Regions from separate parts of the Mus musculus genome. Here region 1 is linked to region 2. The links are chromatin loops, found by intact Hi-C in ENCODE. Cell type or tissue: left cerebral cortex. All regions are shown on one strand. Each heading gives the region's core, and the rest is flanking DNA. Links, peaks and the distances in the headings are about the cores only. Region 1 has its middle 180 kb from the start of Gm26256. Region 2 overlaps Gm31447 (predicted gene, 31447).

Region 1 (2,815 bases), core at 15-2,514, 1.7 Mb after region 2:
AAAAAGAAAATATGTGAATATAAGTAAAGTATAGAGGAAGAGAAATATTCTCCTAGCTAAAGCCAATGCTCTGAAAGTTAGTAAGTAAACAGGATTAGTAAAGTAACTATTAACCTTCAGGGAATATATAGGAAATCGTCTTTTTTCAAAGAAATATCTTTTTTATTATATTTAATTTTTATAGTCCAGTCATTATCCCCCTCCCAGTTCTCCCTCCAACAGTTCCTCAGCCCAGTCCTCCCCCACCCTGTCTCCAAGAGGATGTCCCTACCCCTCTACCCGACCCCATGCGCAGTCATGCCTCCTCCCCACTCCCTGAGTTCTAAAGTCTCTGGAGGGTTAGGGGACCCTGTAGTTGAAGTAAGGAGAGCAAATCATCTTACATTAATCAGAGACACAGTTTTCCTAACTCAGTTCTACTAAAAGGATTTTAAAGACCTAGCCTTCAGATTGTGATTTCCTTAGTATTTTGTGTCCTTTGGTTAGCACTTGCATCAAGGTTCCTTGCCTTTAAAAGCAAATGTATGCCAGCAAGATTTTGTTGATATGACCCTGATATAGCTGTCTCTTGTGAGGCTATGCCAGGGCCTGGGAAATACGGAAGTGAATGCTCACAGTCATCTATTGGATGGCACACAGGGCCCCCAATGGAGGAGCTAGAGAAAGTACCTAAGGAGCTGAAGGGGTCTGTAACCCTATAGGAGGAACAACAATATGAACTAACCAGTACCTCCTGAGCTCTTGTATCTAGCTGCATATGTAGCAGAAGATGGCCTAACCGGCCATCATTTGGAGGAGAGGCCCTTGGTCTTACAAAAATTATATGCCCCAATACAGGGGAATGCCAGAGCCAGGAAGTGGGAGTGGGTGGGTTAGGGAGCAGGGAGGGGGGAGGGTTTAGGATACTTTCAGGATAGCATTTGAATTGTAAATGAAGAAAATAGCTAATAAAAAATTGTTTTAAAAAAGCAAATGTCAAGAAAAAAACAAAAGAAAACCACAAACACAGTTCATATTAGCAGTGGCTTTGTCATGCTCGCCATCACCACTAGCTCGCCATGCCTGTTCCTTAATTTGTCCCTGTTTTAGCTCCTTGTCCTCGGTGCCCTGTCATGCTTGTGAATTCTTGCATGGCGTTAAACACCTATTTTGCACCAATCTTTTCCAGTTGACTTGTTTTCCACTTTGGTGTGTGGTTTTTAATGAACTCCTCAGGTTTCCTGAGGCCCTCTGTTCAGAGCCATATAGAACAGACCAGAATATGTTGCTGTTGCTGTTTCAAACTCATTCACCATTCCTGGAAGAAAATATATTCTTTCAAATTCTTGGTGACTTTCAAAGTCCCTCAAGTCTTCCCTTCTTCCCCATAAATTTCAGCTTGCTGCTGCCCTCTCCTGGCCCACAATAGTATATTGACAGTTAATGCTAATGTTGAAGGTAAATCTTAAGTATCATAATAGAAGGAAAGTAGTGTGTCTGAAACGTGGAGTCTGCTCTAATTCTCCTGTAAAATGCAAGGCTTCTCATGCAGACTACACCTATATACTCGAGTTAGAGGCCACATAATTGTCTTTCTTTTTAACAAGGTCTTACTACAAATTCCTGGCTTGCAGGGAATATCAAGCTGACTTCAATGTCACAGAGATTCCACTACCTCTGCCTCCAGAGTTCTGAGATTAAAGGTATATGTCCCAACGTTGTGGGTTGCCCTGGTGCTCTTTGTATTCTGATGTTACTTCTGCTTCCTCAAGAGGAGCTGCCCATGAGGAACGGTAGATCACTTACTTGGGTGATTTCATGTGAACCCTCTACTCATTCTAACTGGTCAAATAGTAGCCAGAGTCTGTGAACGGGCAGTGGAAGGGAAAGATGGACTGGAGGTCTTAGAGAGTGAGAGCAGAAGAAAAGGATGGAGGAAGAGGACACAGAATAACCATGTGGCCTAAAGAAAGTCAGTAGCAAAAGGTTCTTATAGCTGGGAAACAAGTTAGTATAGTGATAGATCTGTGTCATCTAGGCTTATAGCTTATAAATATAATAACAGGGTTGTGAGGTTTTTATCCAGGCTTATTGGGGTAAGAAATTATGCCAATACACAATGCCCAACAATAAGCCACATTGTGTGTCCAAAAAAGGGTCAATAATATTGCTCTGTTTCATGTAAAGAGAGCCAAACTTTAAAAAAACCTAGAGAAATATATAGAAGAGGATCACCTATTTGGTCATCAATGAGAGGAGAAGAGGATAAGCCCTTGGTCCTGTGAAGGTTCTATGCCCCAGTATAGGGGAATGCCAGGGTCAGGAAGCGGAAGTGGGTAGGTTGGTGAGCAGGAGGAGGTGGGAGAGGATAGGGTATTTTCAGAGGGGAAACCAGGAAAGGGGATAACATATATAGTAACTTTAAAAATTGTTCAAGATGTTGATTAGCTATTATTAATTACGAATTTGTTCTTTCTATAGTCATGTACTTTGAAAACTATTCGCTGATCCTATTTTTAAGCATAAGATTGATATTTCTCAAGAAAAAGAGTCTTGTAAAGAGTTGTTAAAATTAAATAAAAATCTAGACACTGGGAGCTCTGGTTGGTTTCTATTGTTTTTCTACCTATGGGGTTGCAAACCTCTTCAGCTCCTTCAGTCCTTTCTATAACTATCAACAAACCAGAGCTCCCAGGGTCTAAAACACAAACCATGCCTCAGTACAGGGGAATGCCAGGGCCAGGAAGCAGGAGTGTGTGGGTTGGGCAGCAGGGCCAGGGGAGGGTATAGGGGACTTTGGGGCTAGCTTTTGAAATGTAAATGAAGAAAATATCTA
Region 2 (2,815 bases), core at 279-2,778:
TTCCAATACAGTCACCCTGGCAGTTGGGGACTTAGCATGTAGATTTGGGCGGGTAGGGAGAAGCTGTTTGTGGTGGTTCACAGTTCAGTCTGTAACAACCATGGTTTATGCTGGCTGAGACCTGTGGAGGAAGTCTCTCTAAAATGGCGTTTTGCTACACACTGACTTTTGACTCTGACACCTCACCAGTATTGAGGCATCCCCAAACTGGTGAAGCTGCCTATGTGCACACCAGTTTTGCTGGAGGAAGCTGACCTGGAACGTAAGTCCTTTCCAGCTTTGAAGTTCAAAGTAGGTTGACTCCCTTTTGAAAGTCTCACTGGCCATTGGTCTTTTGACTCTCAGTACCAGTTAAATATCACCACGGCAGGTCGGCTTAGCACTAGCTGCATTTGGTAATTGTTCGATCTGCGAACCGTGCTCACACTTAAAACTTCAGTGTCTAATTGCAAGAGAAACGTCTTTTTAGTAGTCAGCAAATGCATGGGGGTGACATCCTTGGGTAAGGATATTGGCATATATATGTATATGTATATATATATATGCATATATACATACATACACACACACACACACACACACACACACACATATATTCTTCTGTCATATATTACATCTTGACCACGGTTTCCCCTCCTTCCTCTCCTCACAGTCTCTGTTCCCTCCTCTCCCACAGATCCACTCCTTCTCTGCAGAAAAGGTCAGGCCTCCCAGGGATATCAACCAAACACGGCATCCCAACTTGCAATAAGATTAGGCTCCTCCTCTCATACTAAGGCTGGACATGGCAAACCAAGAAGAGGAAAAGGGTCCAAAAGGCAGGCAAAACAGTCAGAGATAGCCCCTGCTCCCACGGTTAGATGTCCCACAAGAATACCAAGCTATACACCAATAACATATGCAGAGGTCCTAGGTCACGCCCACACAGGTTTCCTGATTATCCAGTTAATCATCTTTGTGAGCCCATATGAGCCTAGGTTAGTTAATTTTGGGGCCATTTTTTTTTGTGGTTAGACCTCTCTTTTATTTTTTTGAGACAAGTTTATACTATAAAATCTAACTGTAAACTCTCTATTCTCCTGCCTTGGTTTCTTGAGGGCTAAATTACACGCATATGCCCCCATGCCTGGATTCTAGGCTTTCTTTTTGACCTTGCTTTTGAGACTAACCCCGATTTAGTCTCTTTAAATAGGGTCTAAAAGAGATTAAGGGACTGTCTCTCCCTTCTAGAGCCCTGCTGTTGTTTGTGGGGCCCTGAAAACTCATCCTTGGGCCGTTGAAGGCTCCACTCCTGTGTAAAGGCAGCCTTTCCTATTGTCCGTTGCCAACCCCCTCTTTCAACTTTACTGACTCGGTTTGCTTTCTGCGCTATGACAGGAGATACAAAACCCTGGGTAATTTGTAAGGAATGAAGGTTTATTCATTTGCCAGTTCCTGAAGCTGAGAAGTTCAGCGTGGAAGGGCAGCATTTGGTGGAGGACTTCGTTACTATAGGAACTCCGCAGAGCCACAAGGTGGCGCAAGGCATCACCGCACAGCTGAGAGACAGCGCTGGCTTTTTTTTTTTTTTAAACATTCCATCATTAGGAAGAACCCATTAATCCACAATTTAGCCTTTATGACCTCATCTCGCCTTAAAGTTCCCACCTCTAAATATTATTAACAAGTGACTTTGGGGATTAAGTTGCTCACCAATCACTCAGACTAACCTTACTCCAACCTTGTTTTAAAGATCAAGATTCCCCGGTACACATTTACTGATTCCAGCCAGTTGCCGTCGCCTTAATTAAAATCTGATGGTTTATCGTCTCAAGATTGTCTCTCTTACATTATTTCTTTTCCTGATGAGTTTACTGACAAAGCTGTATTAGAACTGCACCTAGAAATCAAAGTGCGTTGCAGGCGAAGCCTGGGCAATTGTTTGGCCTTTAAAATGACACTTTTCGCCAGGGAAGCAGAGGCAGGCGAATCTGTGATTTGAGGCCAACCTGGTCTACATTGTGAGGTCCTGTCTCAAAACCAACCAGCCAACCAACGTTTCTACCTTCCTTGCTATTTACTGAATGGGCTTAACATTTAGGAGTCTCGGTGTTTGCTGAATATAGTAGTTCATGTTTGTAATTTTAATACTTGGGAGGTTGAAGCAGGAGGCCCTCTGACTGTTTGAGGTCAGGCTAGCCTACACGTGTGAGACCTTATCTCAATGAAACCAGGAAACCCCAAAAAAGATTCAGCATTCACATTCGTGGTCGGGGTGGAAGTCTTTTGGTGAGTACTGATAGCAAATAACAACATTGGCAATATAAAATGCTTGCACCAAACCAGACCAGGGACAGAACAGTCCTTACCTCTCTGTGTAAGGAAGTATAGGGTGAGTTGTGAATGCATAGTGGAGACACAAGCTATGAGAGATGCAGTGAGCGTGTAGTGGAGACACAAGCTAGCGAATTCATGCTTTGCCGAGAAGCCAGGCTCTAATGTGGGCGTAGTGGGAAGGAAGGGAGTTGTTCCAAGGTCAAGAAGGGGTTATGAGGACAGGAGCTAGGCTAAATTGAGAGGGGGACCGAAGCCTTGTGGGCAGCAGTTAGGGCTTGTTTGCTAGTTAACAGTTGTAGGTTCATCGGTCAATGCATATTTTAAAGCCTGTCATGTAGCATTGTTCTTTTTAATGCTTAATCGATATGATGGTTGACTCTGATTGTCAGTTTGACAGGATCAGTAATCAAGTTGGAGACAAGCCTCTGGGCATGTTTATAAAGGAGTTTGTAGATTGGGTAAACTGAGGTAGGAGACCCACCCTCAGTGTGGGAAGCAT

The links. Peaks named below come from ENCODE experiments on the same cell type or tissue, not always from the same donor. Only the 100,000 strongest peaks of a DNase experiment are listed, where the experiment ranks them.
Region 1: it touches region 2 in a loop (11-fold over the local background); 2 of 42 quality-filtered maps call a loop at or near these places.

What each region holds. Positions count from the first base shown.
Region 1 is chr12:67,429,063-67,431,877 of GRCm38, reverse strand. No RefSeq gene overlaps it. Among named protein-coding and RNA genes, the nearest start is that of Gm26256, 180 kb to the left of the region's middle. In left cerebral cortex, for the core only: a CTCF peak has its summit at 1,401 (motif pointing left); a DNase peak (open chromatin) is centred at 1,386.
Region 2 is chr12:69,130,875-69,133,689 of GRCm38, reverse strand. All of the region lies in intron 1 of Gm31447 (predicted gene, 31447), which reads right to left. Among named protein-coding and RNA genes, the nearest start is that of Gm31447, 2.4 kb to the right of the region's middle. In left cerebral cortex, for the core only: a CTCF peak has its summit at 1,503 (motif pointing right); a DNase peak (open chromatin) is centred at 1,500.